Regions from separate parts of the Homo sapiens genome. Here all the other regions are linked to region 1. The links are chromatin contacts, found by Hi-C or POLR2A ChIA-PET in ENCODE. All regions are on one chromosome and are shown on one strand. The core of a region is the stretch at or near the end of the contact, and the rest is flanking DNA. Distances in the headings are between cores, read along the strand shown. Region 1 holds the start of MSH2 (mutS homolog 2). Region 2 has its middle 26 kb from the start of MSH2-OT1. Region 3 holds the start of MSH2-OT1 (MSH2 overlapping transcript 1). Region 4 overlaps EPCAM-DT (EPCAM divergent transcript). Region 5 holds the start of BCYRN1 (brain cytoplasmic RNA 1).

Evidence for each region. A loop is a pair of places that touch in the nucleus more often than their neighbours do. ChIA-PET counts read pairs that join two places held with the same protein, here RNA polymerase II (POLR2A). Pooled maps may share reads with other maps.
Region 2: a loop to region 1 is called in a pooled map, with 4 times the contacts of the local background. The contact joins the enhancer-like site here to the promoter of MSH2 in region 1. A Hi-C loop is called at or near these places in 3 of 50 pooled maps. POLR2A ChIA-PET finds 5 or more read pairs at or near these places in 7 of 52 experiments (H1, HEK293, WTC11 and 3 more).
Region 3: a map of endothelial cell of umbilical vein shows a loop between it and region 1 (2.3-fold over the local background). The contact joins the promoter of MSH2-OT1 here to the promoter of MSH2 in region 1. A Hi-C loop is called at or near these places in 6 of 168 maps with a recorded cell type or tissue (CD4-positive, alpha-beta T cell, CD4-positive, alpha-beta memory T cell, OCI-LY7 and 2 more), 11 of 37 single-sample maps with no recorded cell type and 17 of 50 pooled maps. POLR2A ChIA-PET finds 5 or more read pairs at or near these places in 13 of 52 experiments (AG04450, CD4-positive, alpha-beta T cell, CD4-positive, alpha-beta memory T cell and 9 more).
Region 4: a loop to region 1 is called in a pooled map, with 4 times the contacts of the local background. The contact joins the enhancer-like site here to the promoter of MSH2 in region 1. A Hi-C loop is called at or near these places in 1 of 37 single-sample maps with no recorded cell type and 5 of 50 pooled maps. POLR2A ChIA-PET finds 5 or more read pairs at or near these places in 5 of 52 experiments (GM10248, H1, HEK293 and 2 more).
Region 5: a loop to region 1 is called in a map of B cell, with 4 times the contacts of the local background. The contact joins the promoter of BCYRN1 here to the promoter of MSH2 in region 1. A Hi-C loop is called at or near these places in 8 of 168 maps with a recorded cell type or tissue (B cell, HCT116, breast epithelium and 4 more), 4 of 37 single-sample maps with no recorded cell type and 14 of 50 pooled maps. POLR2A ChIA-PET finds 5 or more read pairs at or near these places in 25 of 52 experiments (A549, A673, AG04449 and 19 more).

What each region holds. Positions count from the first base shown.
Region 1 is chr2:47,401,799-47,404,498 of GRCh38, forward strand. It overlaps MSH2 (mutS homolog 2), which reads left to right and starts at 1,358. Exons shown (of 16, transcript NM_000251.3): 1 at 1,358-1,604. The coding sequence starts at 1,394. RefSeq lists enhancers at 1,045-1,094, 1,099-1,809, 1,810-2,518, 1,885-1,944.
Region 2 is chr2:47,500,660-47,503,359 of GRCh38, forward strand. It overlaps a transcript of MSH2 not described here. Among named protein-coding and RNA genes, the nearest start is that of MSH2-OT1, 26 kb to the right of the region's middle. Within about 2 kb of position 1,397, at least 5 of the 41 ENCODE cell types and tissues checked have a DNase peak (open chromatin) inside an H3K27ac peak, as active enhancers do.
Region 3 is chr2:47,526,286-47,528,985 of GRCh38, forward strand. MSH2-OT1 (MSH2 overlapping transcript 1) reads left to right here and starts at 1,252. Exons shown (of 3, transcript NR_120602.1): 1 at 1,252-1,519; 2 at 2,016-2,083. All of the region lies in intron 1 of KCNK12 (potassium two pore domain channel subfamily K member 12), which reads right to left. It also overlaps a transcript of MSH2 not described here.
Region 4 is chr2:47,309,017-47,311,716 of GRCh38, forward strand. All of the region lies in intron 3 of EPCAM-DT (EPCAM divergent transcript), which reads right to left. Among named protein-coding and RNA genes, the nearest start is that of BCYRN1, 25 kb to the right of the region's middle. RefSeq lists enhancers at 586-775, 2,036-2,105. Within about 2 kb of position 1,320, at least 26 of the 41 ENCODE cell types and tissues checked have a DNase peak (open chromatin) inside an H3K27ac peak, as active enhancers do.
Region 5 is chr2:47,333,958-47,336,657 of GRCh38, forward strand. It overlaps BCYRN1 (brain cytoplasmic RNA 1), which reads left to right and starts at 1,358. Exons shown (of 1, transcript NR_001568.1): 1 at 1,358-1,557. All of the region lies in intron 1 of EPCAM-DT (EPCAM divergent transcript), which reads right to left. RefSeq lists a silencer at 789-838.

The DNA.
Region 1 (2,700 bases), core at 108-2,607:
GAGACGGGGTTTCGCCATGTTGGCCAGGCTGGTCTCAAACTCCGGACCTCAGGTGATCCACCCGCGTTGGCCTCCCAATACGCTGGGATTACAGGCGTGAGCCACTGCGCCTGGCTGTTTGCTAACATTTTAAAATTTCAACCTTCCTCTTCCTTAACTGGTCTTCCCCTACCCCCCCTCAAGACGGGGTCTCTCGCTCTGTCGCCCCAGCTGCGGTGCAGTGGCGTGAACATAGCTGACGGCAGAAGACCTCCTGGGCTCAAACGATCCTCCTGGCTCGTGCTCCCAAAGTACTGGGATTATGGCGTGTGACACCACGCCTGGCGTCAAACGTTTGTCTTTTTATTTATTTTATTTTGTATTTTTTGAGACAGGGTTTTCAATCTGTCGCCCACGCTGGAGTGCAGTGGCACAATTTACGGCTCACCGCAGCCTCGACCTCCCGGGCTCAGGTGATCCTTTCGCCTCAGCCCTGCTAATATCTGGGATCACAGACGTGGGTTTTACCATGTTGCCCAGGATGGTGTCAATCTCCTGGGCTCAAGTGATCCGCCCACCTCGGCCTCCCAAATTGCTGGGATTACAGGCGTGAGCTACCGCGCCCTGCCACAAACGCATATCTTCTAACGTACCATTTCATTTACTTGCTATATTCATTATCTGAATTTTCTCATATTAGAATGTAAGCAGAATAAAGGCAGTGATTTTTCTTTTTACTGGCGATCCTCAGAGCCAAGAAGAGTCTGGGACATAGCAGGCCATATAAATGTTTTCGAATGAGTGAATCATCAACGAGTGGATGAAACGATAATGTGGCTAACAGGCAGCAGTAAGGAGGCTGTGTAGAATAAACCCGTAATCCCGATGTTGGCAGTTTGCTTAGAAAGAAAAAGGGAGGCAGTCGGAGAGGGGCACACGTTTTAACAAAATACTGGGAGGAGGAGGAAGGCTAGTTTTTTTTTTGTTTTCAAGTTTCCTTCTGATGTTACTCCCATGCTTCCGGGCACATTACGAGCTCAGTGCCTGCCGGAAATCTCCCACCTGGTGGCAACCTACCCTTGCATACACCCCACCCAGGGGCTTCAAGCCTTGCAGCTGAGTAAACACAGAAAGGAGCTCTACTAAGGATGCGCGTCTGCGGGTTTCCGCGCGACCTAGGCGCAGGCATGCGCAGTAGCTAAAGTCACCAGCGTGCGCGGGAAGCTGGGCCGCGTCTGCTTATGATTGGTTGCCGCGGCAGACTCCCACCCACCGAAACGCAGCCCTGGAAGCTGATTGGGTGTGGTCGCCGTGGCCGGACGCCGCTCGGGGGACGTGGGAGGGGAGGCGGGAAACAGCTTAGTGGGTGTGGGGTCGCGCATTTTCTTCAACCAGGAGGTGAGGAGGTTTCGACATGGCGGTGCAGCCGAAGGAGACGCTGCAGTTGGAGAGCGCGGCCGAGGTCGGCTTCGTGCGCTTCTTTCAGGGCATGCCGGAGAAGCCGACCACCACAGTGCGCCTTTTCGACCGGGGCGACTTCTATACGGCGCACGGCGAGGACGCGCTGCTGGCCGCCCGGGAGGTGTTCAAGACCCAGGGGGTGATCAAGTACATGGGGCCGGCAGGTGAGGGCCGGGACGGCGCGTGCTGGGGAGGGACCCGGGGCCTTGTGGCGCGGCTCCTTTCCCGCCTCAGAGAGTGGGCGGTGAGCAGCCTCTCCAGTGCGGAGGCACGGGGGCGGAACGTTGGTGCTTGTGCGGATTCCGCCGTCCCCAGGTTCTGCTTGGCTCCGGAGGGACGCCCCCCTCAGCCCTGAAACCCGTGCCTCTCCAGCCGCCCCGGATCTGAACTTGTGATCACGGAGTGTTTACGTCGTGCCAGGCATTTTAATGCATTGTTCTAGTTCATTTTCCAGCAGTCGCATTCCTCGCCTTGGCCCTACATGTAGCGCTCATTACAAACACGGCCAGAATCTCTTATTAACAAACAGCAGCCAGGAGTGAGATTTAAAATAGACTGGGGGTTTAGGAGACCCTTTTATGACACGTAATTCTGCTCCCACGACGCTCCCATTTATACCGCCGGTCCAGCTAAGGGTCTGGTAATGGAGCGCCGTTGAAGAGCAGTATGATGAAGTGGTCAGGACCAACGGACTCTGGAGCTGGGCTGCTTGGGATCAAGTCGCTGCCCCTCTGCTTATTAACGTGTGACCTTGGGCCAGTCATGGACGCTATCTGCTTCAGCTCAGCATTCAGTGCTCTCCGTCACCCGACCCCATCTATCCAGGATTATCTCTCCCTGGAAAGCTACAAACGTCTCACCCTATGTGGGCCAAATGTTCTGGATAGGCCTAGTTAACCTCTTCTCTCCCTGTTTTCTTTGCGCTTTCTTGCAGCTATGTAGTTATGCTAATGAAAAGAGCATCCTAGGGGGAGCAGAGTTGTGGATTCTAGTCCTGACTAGAGGACTAGTGCAAATGCGATACTCCTGATGAAAAATGTTTCATTCGTTAGATATAAATGTGTTAGGCAGGGTTATGGACACTAGATGAAAAAAGAAATACCTCTACTTTCATAGAGATCACTATTGGACAGCAAGGCAGAAATAATTACAATTCAAGTTGGAGGCTTATGGAGGTGAGCTTGTAAGAGGTTACAAGAGGCGCCAAGGCAGGATCGCCAAAGACGGAAGACTTTGGAAGAGTCTCATACAACGGAAGAG
Region 2 (2,700 bases), core at 147-2,646, 99 kb after region 1:
CAGTGGTGCAGTCATGGCTCACTGCAGCCTCGACCTCCCAGGCCCGAGCAATCCTCCCGCGTCAGCCGGCCAAGTAGCTCGGACTACAGGCACACGCCACCACATCCAGCTAATTTTTTATTTTTCATTTTTAACTTTTTTTTCAGAGATGGAGTCTTGCTCTGTCACCAGGCTAGAGTGCAGTGGTGTGATCTCAGCTCACTGCAACCTCCACCTCCCGGGTTCAAGCAGTTCTCCTGCCTCAGCCTCCCAAGTAGCTGGGACTACAGGCGTGCACCTCCTTGCCTGGCTAATTTTTGTATTTTTAGTAGAGATGGGGTTTCACCGTGTTAGCCAGGCTGGTCTCAAACTCCTGACCTCAGGCAATCCACCTGCCTCAACCTCCCAAAGTGCTGGAATTACAGGCATAAGCCACTGCGCCCGGCCTATTTTTCTATTTTTATTTCTTTTGAGATGGAGTCTTGCTCTGTTGCCCAGGCTGGAGTGCAGTGGCACGATCTCGACTCACTGCCACCTCTGCCTCCTGTGTTCGTGTGATTCTCCTGCCTCAGCCTCCTGAATAGCTGGGCCTACAGGCATGTGCCACCATGCCTGTCTAATTTTTGTATTTTTCGTAGAGACGGGGTTTTGCCATGTTGGCCAGGCTGGTCTCAAACTCCTGGACTCAAGTGATCCTCCTACCTTGACCTCCCAAAGTGCAGGGAGTACAGGTGTGAGCCACTGTGCCCTGCCTACACAGAGATTTAGAAAGCTAAAAGGACTCACCCAAACTCACACACTTGAGAAGTGGCAGAGTTGGGTCTTCTGTCTCTAAATCTACCACACCAAACAACTCAACTGGCAGCATTTTCTCAGCAACATCTTTGCAGGAACCTTGTGGTCAATTCCTCCTGCAGGGGTGAGTGGCAGCCTGCAGAGAGTTCTGTGAGTCAAGTGTTTCAACATATGGATGGATTGTTGTTTTTTACTGTGGCAACAAAAGGTGTGAGATTTTTGTCTTTCATCAGCTACAAACTACACTGTTGGTCAGGCACTTTTACTGGGAGATGTTTTTCCCCCGATTCTTCCTGGGGTGACTTGAAATGTGGGCAGGATCCAGGAGGTGGAGAGAGAGGGGTCTTTGAAGGGGTGGAGGTGGGCTGCTGACACTGAAGAGCTCTCAGCTGATTGACTCACCTGCACATGACTGTGTAGGGAATGTCTGGCCCAAGGAGGCTTCCTGTAATGTATCTATCATCTCTTCATTTAGCTCATTTTTTGGGTTTCAGAATCCCTCGTGGAAGGTCCATTTAAAATCTTGGAAGAAACCTGGGCTCTGCAGATTGTCCTCAGTGGAGCAACTAAGAGCTGAATACAGTAAAATGAAAGGCAAGACAAAGTCATTTCCTGGGTTAGGATAATTAGAATTTGAGTCACCTTCCTGTGTAAAAGGAAACAAACATTCTGATGGTCTTCATCAGGGAAAGAGAAATGTTTTATCAAATAAAGTGTAATCCTGGCAGTTGGCTTCAACTGAGGCTTGAAGAGAGGCCCGGGGTGTTTAATCTCCTGACATTTTCCCTGTACCTCTTTTATGACACTTTTCACTTTTTGCCAAGTTATTTATACCATAGCCTTTATAGTTAATTTTTGCTTCTAGATTATATATTTCCACTTCTGTGGACAACTTGCAGCAGTTTGTGCATAGTATGTATTCAAAAAATGAAAAAATATAAATACATGGATGAATTACTGAATGGATGGATAGGTGAGTGAATGGATGGATGAGTGGATGGATGGGTGGATGAGTGGATGGATGGATAAATGGATGGATGGGTGGATGGATGTATGGATGGATGGATGGATGGATGGATGGATGGATGGATGGATGGATAAATGGATGGATGGATGGATGGATGAGTGGATGGATGGATGGATGAGTGGATGGATGGATGGATGGATGGATGGATGGATGGATGGATAAATGGATGGATGGATGGATGGATGAGTGGATGGGTGGATGGATGGACGGATGAGTGGATGGATGGACGGATGGATGGATGGGCCCTGGTCATGTTCACATAAGAAAGGTTGAACTTGTGGGAGAGGAGGCAAAAAGAGGAAGTGATAGTCACTGAATGTGTGTGCTAGACAGTATGTCTGGCACTTTATAATCATTTTAGTTAATCCTCACAACAATGCAATAAGGTAGATTGCTTGTTTCCCCATTTCAAGATGTTGAAACTGATTCTCAGAGAGGTTAAAGAATTTGCTTAATGGGACCCTCATCTAGATCAGTCTGAATAGAAAGAACTACCAGACTCTTAAAGTCAGCCTAGCACCAAGTAGACACTAAAACATTGATTTTTGTGATGTTGTTTCCCAGAAACATTGAGTCAGAAAGCATGTGGATGCAGATTAAAGTGGAACAGGCTCGGCCATGACTGAGCATCTGCAGGAGGAGCTGAGGAAAGAGCTGGCCTCCTCAAGGCCTGGGTGACTCAACTGTCAGCCTCCAAAGCCCATTCCCCTCCTTCATTGGAGAGGAGTTTGAGGACAGTTGTGGTTGAACCCCCAGCAAAACTATTCCAAAACGCCGTGTGCTGGGGCAGGTGGGGCCTAGGCCAAGGCCATTTGGCCCTGCCTGCTGTGGCCCTTCTCCCCTCCCATGTCTTCCAGCCTTGCCTCCCCCACAGGCTGCAGATGACACCCTTCGCAGTG
Region 3 (2,700 bases), core at 2-2,501, 120 kb after region 1:
GTCCCAGCTACTCGGGAGGCTGAGGCAGGAGAATGCCGTGAACCCAGGAGGCGGAGCTTGCAGTGAGCCGAGATTGCGCCACTGCACTCCAGCCTGGGCAACAGAGTGAGACTCCCTCAGAAAAAAAAAAAAAAAGAGAAAGAAAGAAAAGAAACAAAGAAACTGGCTGAGCCTGGTGGCTCACGCCTGTAATCCCCAGCACTTTGGGAGGCCAAGGTGGGTGCATCACTTGAGGCCAGGAGTTCAAGACCAGCCTGGGCAACTTGGCGAAACTCCGTTTATACTAAAAATACAAAAATTAGCCGGGCATAGTGGAGTGCACTTGTAATCCCAGCTACTTGGGAGGCTAAGCCAGGAGAATCGCTTGAATCCGGGAGGCAGAGGTTGCAGTGAGCCAAGATCGCGCCACTGCCTTCCAGCCTGGGCGACAGAGCGAAACTCCGTCTCAAAAACAAACAAAAACCCCAAAACACAAAAAGACATAAAAACTATTTGGATAACTCTAGCATTTACCCAAGATGTTAAGGAATCTAAAAGGGAGTTCTTAAAGACAATAGATGAGACAAAGCCATTTCCAGTGTCGGCCCATTTAATAAACTGGTTCCACCTGGATTTTCTCTTCATTGTGGTGAAAGCCACCACCTAACAATGCTGGCCCTGCCTGCATCATCGCATGTCATCATGACAACCTATGGGGGAGAACAGCTCCATTCAACAGATGCAGAAACTGCAGGTTAAAGGGTGAAAAGCAGTTGCGAAGTCCCCACAGCTTGGAAATGGTGGAGCCGAGACTGAAACCCAGGTGTGCTAGCATCTAAAGTTCATGCTCTTTCCACCACATTAGACTGTATTCTGAGGGCACCAAGGAAGCTCCATTTTTCTTAAGAAACCAAATTGCAGTCCTCCAGGACCACAGCCAGGGGAGCATCTTCGTGGGAGAGTGGCTGCTGCTCAGAGTTGTGACTCCCATCCTTAAGAGTCCTCTGTCCTCTCTGGCCTCCTTTCTACTGATCATTGCTGTCCCCTTCACAGGGGAGAGGGGCCATGGCCTATCCCCTAAAGAGTCTGCCAAGGTAGACTCATAACCTCCCCGTGGCACAGCTCAGACAAGCTGGGCTATTTACATAAGACTTGACCCAGGGCTTGAGGACAGCGCGAGGAATGAGGTGCAGAGGAGACTGCTGCTTCTGGGTGACAGTCTGCCTGGCTGACCACAGCTGGGGTACTCATTGGCCTCTTGAGGCCCCCCACAGGCCTGCCCTGCCTGACCTACTCTTGTGAGGCCAAGGCCATCTCCTCCACTCTCTGGGGGCCTCTTCTGACTCCTCCAAACTCTTCCATGTCTGGACTCCTGGCTTCTGCCCAAGGCCATCTATTGGAGTTTGGGTTTCCAGTTGAGGATCTGCCTTTTTCCTGGATGACCAAACCTAGAATGTGACCGGCCTCATGCTCCCTCCTCACAAGGGTGTGGCTTTATCCGAGGGCCTCAGCAAGGCAACCAACACCAGACATGAAGCTGGTAAGACCAACATCCACCTATTCATTCCTTCAGCAAACATTTACTGTGGACAGCATCAGGTTGGCAGTATCATGCAAGGCTCAGAAATATGGTGGAAAACCAGACAGATGCAGTTCCTGTCCTCAGTCTCTAGGCTGCCTTCCTAGAGGCCCCTCACTGGGTTTCTTAGCAGTTTTGTACAGATCCTACCCCCTTTGCTGCCAGCAGGCTCACCTCTGGGACAGGGCGCATATAGTCTGGGCCAGAACTTGTCCTGGGGTCTTCTTACGGCCCTGGTTCAGCTTGCATTCAGCATAACAACTTAGCTAGGGAGTGCTGCAGGCCCCAAATGATGCTAAATACTAGACTAGCTGTGTAACACCATCTGCCCAGAATGAAGGGACAGGTGAGGCAGAAGGGTCTCCGACAGCGCACAGGGCAACCAGTGAAAGCGTCCTTACTGTCCTGTTCCTGAGGTCTCTCTGTGCCTGCTTTACTGCCCTTCGCTTTCCTACAGAGCACACTCAGCTCATCCTGGGAGACAAGGTGGGGGTGGAGGATGGTCCATCCTTCTTCCGCATCAAGGTCAGTAGGTTCAGAGCTCTGGGGGGGTGCTGAGACCCTGGGACAGGCTTCCTGCTGAGGGCACTGGGGCCTATGCTTGTGCCACTGCCTAGCCAGTTGCCTCCCAGAGTAGAGAAGCAGTCTCCCAAGCTCTTGCAATTTGTGGGGAGCCAAGCTGCTCTGGAGAGGGGCCTCAAAGCTTCAGCCAGAGAAAAGGCAAACCCAGCCACCCTGAGAATCTCCTCCTCCCCCTCAATCACACCCTGCAGAGGCGTGATCTGTCCCTGGGTTCGCACCAAGCCTGCTATTTTGTTTATGCCACAATTGATCTGCCATCCCAGTTTGCAAAGAGCAGACACTTGGGGGCTTTATTATGCCACTTTGACAAAAGCTGTGAAGCTCGTTCCCACAGCCTGTCTGGTGCCGCCTTCGCAAATGGGGCCCTGGTGATGGGGCCTTCGGAGTTCAGCTCAGAGAGCATGGAAGTGAGATGGAGAGGCCAGCACTGATCTGTATCGTGCAGCCCTGGGCGGCAGCCTCGGTTGGGCCCTTGACACACTCCTCCCATCCAGGCCCCCAGCCACCCTGTGAGGGAGGCACTATTACGCCCAAAAATGCAGGCAAGGAAATGGGCTGAG
Region 4 (2,700 bases), core at 70-2,569, 93 kb before region 1:
TTTTTTTTCATTTTTTATTTTTGGAGACCGTGTCTTGCTGTCACTCAGGTTGGAGTGCAGTGGCACGATCACAGCTCACTGCAGTCTTGACCTTCCAGGCTTAGGTGATCCTCCCACCTCAGCCTGCCGAGTAGCTGGGACTACAGGTGTGCACCAGCACGCCCAGTTAGTTTTTGTATTTTTAGTAGAGACGGGGTTTCACCATGTTGGCCAGGCTGGTCTCAAACTCCTGACCTCAGGTGATCCACCCAGATGATCCACCCGCCTCAGCCTCCCAAAGTGCTGGGATTACAGGCATGAGCCACTGTGCCCAGCTGATTACTCTTGTCTCCTGCTAAATCACAGACGTTTGGGGAGTTCCTTCAGGACCCCAATAAACTTGTCTGTGGAGGCCTGGGGAGTCTCTTCAGACCCCCAATAAAATTTGTTTAATCCTAAATGGATCCTGTTAAGAATTCCTCCATTATTTTGTCACGCTTTAAGGCCCAGGAAAGGCCTAGGCAAAACTCTTGGTGGGCTTTTGTTACATTCCAGTCTTTGTATAAGGGCACTGGCCCTTTCAGCTTTTAATATTTAACTTAACTACTCAGTCAGTACTTTCACAGTTGTTATGGAAGCCTGAGGATCTTGCCACTGCGCTCTAGCCTGGGTGACAGAATGAGACCCAGTCTAAAAAAAAGAAAAAAGAAAGAAAAGAATGTCCTGTATTCACACAACCACCACAGAACTGGACCTTCTTGAACAGTGCAGCATGGCTCATTCCTTCATTCTTTGATATCCCAACCCCTGCTCAGCATCTGCAGCATGGGGCACAGAGCAGGCACACCCTCCAATGCTGCTCTGTTCACTAGACGGCAGCTTTCTCCTCAGCCCTCAGTGTTCGGCTTGTGCACAGAAAACGTGAATCTAGATAATAAGAGCAAAGAACATCTCCACGGGACATAAGTAAACCACCACACCCCACCCACCTCTATCAACCTTATCTGCTTACTTGGAGCTCTGATCTCTAACAGGCAATTAATCCTCCCTTGTGGAACTCAAAAGTCACCTACCCATTCCCCAGGGAGCTGGGTGATAAGAAAGCGCAAAGTTTAGGATTACTCTTTGATAAGAGTCTTGCTTAAACAAGATCACATACAAAAGCCTGTCTGATCCCCACACCCTTCTCCCCTGGCTCCCCTCTCTCCTTTCTTCCTCTCTTGCTTGTAAGATTGCAAGATTGTGCAAGCCAACCCACAGACTTGGGCTCTGAAAGGCCTAATGCAAATTGCTTTTAGACACACACATTTCTTTCCCAGCCCTCTGTATTAGTCCACTCCCCACCCAGCAGGCCTCACCCTTACCCCCTACCTGGGAGTTGACGCTTGGGGCTCCCCTGGGAGCTGATTGCCCTGGTCTGCTCCTGGCCACTTCCCATTGGTGCTTGCTCATTTACATTTTAAAATTAGAGCAGAGTTCAACACTGTGGTTGGCTTTAGTGGCTCTATGAATTGTCCTACCCTGGTGAGAAAAATGCAGACAATATAGCCACCTGGGAAAACTTTGCTCCTAAAATAGCGCAGCCCCCACAGCATTCTGGCAACAGGTTGCTCTGTGGTGAGTCTCTGGCTCTGGGCTGATAGAAACACCCGGGGATGTAAATAGCAATGAGAAAAGGCCACTTGTACCACGATGACGTTTCGTGTTGGCGGGTTCTACCCCCACCCCAACCCCACCTAAGTTCTCTATTTTTGTTTTGCTTAAACTTCAGCTCACAGCATAAACACCCAGGGTTGAGGCTCCATTCTGCCCTAGAGCTGTGAGTGCAGGGTGAGGGGTTGTGGTGTCCTGTTCCTCCTACCATGTCCCAGCCCCTCTGTTTCAGTCTCAGCACTGTCCTCCCAGACCCTCCCTTCTGAAGGTCAGTTCCCTCTGCTGCAAAGTGGGAATAACAGCATTCGTTGGGAGGGTTGAATGAGTTGACAAAACCCATGCCTGGCACAGTGCCCGCCTGTGGCAGGCTGCAGTGTCTCAGGCCATGATTAAGACAGGGTTGTGGCAGTGATGCAGGTGCACACAGTGGTGAAGAAGCAGACGGTGGGGACCCTCTTGGCAGTCCCCGACCACACAGATGCATGGCAGGACCAGGAGGTGGGGGGCCTCAGGCTGAAACGGCCATCTCCCCAACTCCTCCTTGTTTGTCGGATTCCAGGCCAGCGCCTGGCAGCCCTTCGGCACAGAACTTCTTGTACATTCCACAGCAAGTGAAAGGGCTTTTGTCCCCACACAGGAAGAACAAATGACAAAGGCAATTGTGTGTCTCCCCACGGGCCCACACAGCAAGCTTGGGAAGAGAAAATTCTTTCCCCAAGAGTCCAGCTTTGCTGGAGCGGTTGCAGTCACAGATCAGTCAAACTGTGGCACAGCTCTGGAAGAGTGTGGCATCTGAGCTCCCACATGTGTGGCAGGGTGCTCATCGCACGCCCAGCACACACACATGTGCACAAACTCCAACACATTGCTCCTGCCCAGACTAGCTGGGCAGTGCGTCACAGATGCTCTAGCTGCAGGGGCTCAGGAGGGCATCACACCCACCCCCTTCAGGAGGTTATGGCTTTATTATTCCCTGATATGGTTTGGCTGTGTCCCTACCCAAATCTCATCTTGAATTGTAGCTTCCATAATTCCCACGTGTTGTGGGAGGGACCCGGTGGGAGATAA
Region 5 (2,700 bases), core at 108-2,607, 68 kb before region 1:
GTGAACCGAGATCACACCACTGCACTCCAGCCTGGCGACAGAGAGACTCTGTCTCAAATAAATAAATAAAACATCTTAAAGAAATAGAAAATACTAGTAGAGTATTCACTCTGATTTCAGAATCAATTTGTGGAAATTCAGTTTCACAAGAATGAAAAAAGCCCCCTAAGCAAGGTAGCTTTTTTTTTTTTTTTTAAAGATGGGGTCTCACTATGTTTTCCAGACTGATCTCAAACTCCTGGGCTCAAGCAATCCTCCTCCCTCAGCCTCCTGAGTGGCTGGGACTACAGGTACACATCACCACCACCCTGCTAGGATATGGTAGCTTTTTAACCAAAACACACCACCATGCAATGGAGAGCATGTAACTTGTTATTTGGTCATACAAATACATCAGAATAAATTCCACCTCTCTTGTGGAGCCCTTTTTCCTACATCTGCACAGAAACTGGCACTAGCAGGACTGCAACCGAGGCAGACTCGAGAATTAGCAGACTCTGGCTCAGGCAGGACAATAGAGCAGCGGGAAATTTCTTTCAAGGGCTTTTGTTGCTGTTGTTGAGATGGAATCTTGCTGTGTCACCCAGGCTGGAGTGCAGTGGTGCTGTCTCGGCTCACTGCAATCTCCGCCTCCCAGGTTTAAACGATTCTCCTGCCTCAGCCTCTCAAGTAGCTGCGATTACAGGCATGTGCCACCATGCCCAGCTAATTTTTGCATTTTTGGTAGAGATGGGGTTTCACTATGTTGCTCAGGGAGGTCTCGAAACTCCTGACCTCAGGTGATCCGCCCACCTCGGCCTCCCAAAGTGTTGAGATTACAGGCATGAGCCACTGCGCCCGGCTTGAGACCTTGAGGGGCTTTTTAACCAAGAGATGGTGTAGGGACAGAAGCCAGCAAGAAGAACATGGTGGACTCTCTGTGAGGCCCCAAACCCCAAATCATGAGCCTCCGCCCCCTGAAAGTATTCCAGGATCTCTGAGGGAGGTTTTGGGAGGGGGCCAAGGTCCTGCAATTGGGTGGGTGGGGCTCCAAGCCATTGTTCTTTGCACATTCATGCCAATGTGACCTAATTGGCTAAGCACAGGCTGGAGAAGCTAGATAAACCTATTTAAATTCAGAGCCAAAAGACACTCAAGGATGTTTTCTGAGGGGGTGTGAGGGTTGGAAAATCATCCTATATTTGATTTATCTCCCACCTCATGTCCTGAGTCAATTCCTTAGTCTTAGATGAGGGAGACGACTTGGGAGTCATCCTTGTTTTTGATGAGCTATATAACCCTATGGCCAGCAGAGGGAAGTACTGCATTTCAGAGCGACAATTTGAGATCTATGAAAGAATTTCAATCGAGAATAAGAGGCCGGGCGCGGTGGCTCACGCCTGTAATCCCAGCTCTCAGGGAGGCTAAGAGGCGGGAGGATAGCTTGAGCCCAGGAGTTCGAGACCTGCCTGGGCAATATAGCGAGACCCCGTTCTCCAGAAAAAGGAAAAAAAAAAACAAAAGACAAAAAAAAAATAAGCGTAACTTCCCTCAAAGCAACAACCCCCCCCCCCCTTTTCATATTCTTGCCTGGAAGAAAGGCCTTGCTTTCCTCAGCTTCTTAAAGCTGGGAGAAGTTAAAGCCATTCTGAAATGCTGCTGCTACTGCTATATGTGGGGGAGAAAGCAAATTTTCTTTTTACTTTTTTAATCAGTATTTATTTTAAGTTCGAGGGTACATGTGCAGGATGTGCAGGTTTGTTACATAGGTAAACGTGTGCCATGGTGGTTTGCTGCACAGGTCAACCCATCACCTAGGTATTAAACCCAGCATCCATTAGCTATTCTTCCTGATGCTGTCCCTCCTCCCACCCCACCAACAGGACCCCAAATTTTCTTTCTTTTTTTTTTTTTTTTTTTTTTGAGATGGAGTCTAGCTCTGTCACCCAGTCTGGAATGTAATAGCTCAATCTCGGCTCACTGTAACCTCCATCTCCCAGGTTCAAGTGATTCTCCTGCCTCAGCCTTCCAAGTAACTGGGATTACAGGCATGCACTACCATGCCTGGCTAATTTTTGTATTTTTAGTAGAGACGGGGTTTCACCATGTTGGCCAGGCTGGTCTCAAACTCCTGACCTCAAATGATCCGCCTGCCTCAGCCTCCCAAAGTACTGGGATTACAGCTGTGAGCCACCGTGCCCAGCCTCCAAATTTTCTTATTTCCATGGCCTTGAGCAAAATTATACCATCCTAGACAAACACACACACACACACACACACACACCATTCTCCCCCTCTTGCTGTCTTTCTCAGATATGAGTCTCTCCTCCAATGGCCATTTTAAGCTTGCTCTTTTGCTCTGTAATACAAGGCCTGTTCCCTGTTAAAAGGAATGTCAGGCATCTGTGAGCAGGTAGGGAAAACATTGCAGGAGGCAAGTAAACTTCTCAGCATACCTGCCATCATTCATACCTTGAAGGCAGGTCAAGCCTGTAGCGTCTGAGTCTTCCATCCCTGAAGCACCAGCAGCTCTGACTAGAGGTCCTGTCTCCCAGCTGTGGCCCCAGCTCTCCCTGATGGTGACAGTTGCGACTTCCAAACTTGCTCCTCCCCATATCTGTAACTGAGCCCAGCGTACATTTGCCTCATGGGTGCCATTGGACTTCCTTTGTGAGCCATGTTTTCTTTCACCTTGTCCCAATCCACAGTTAACCAAATCTT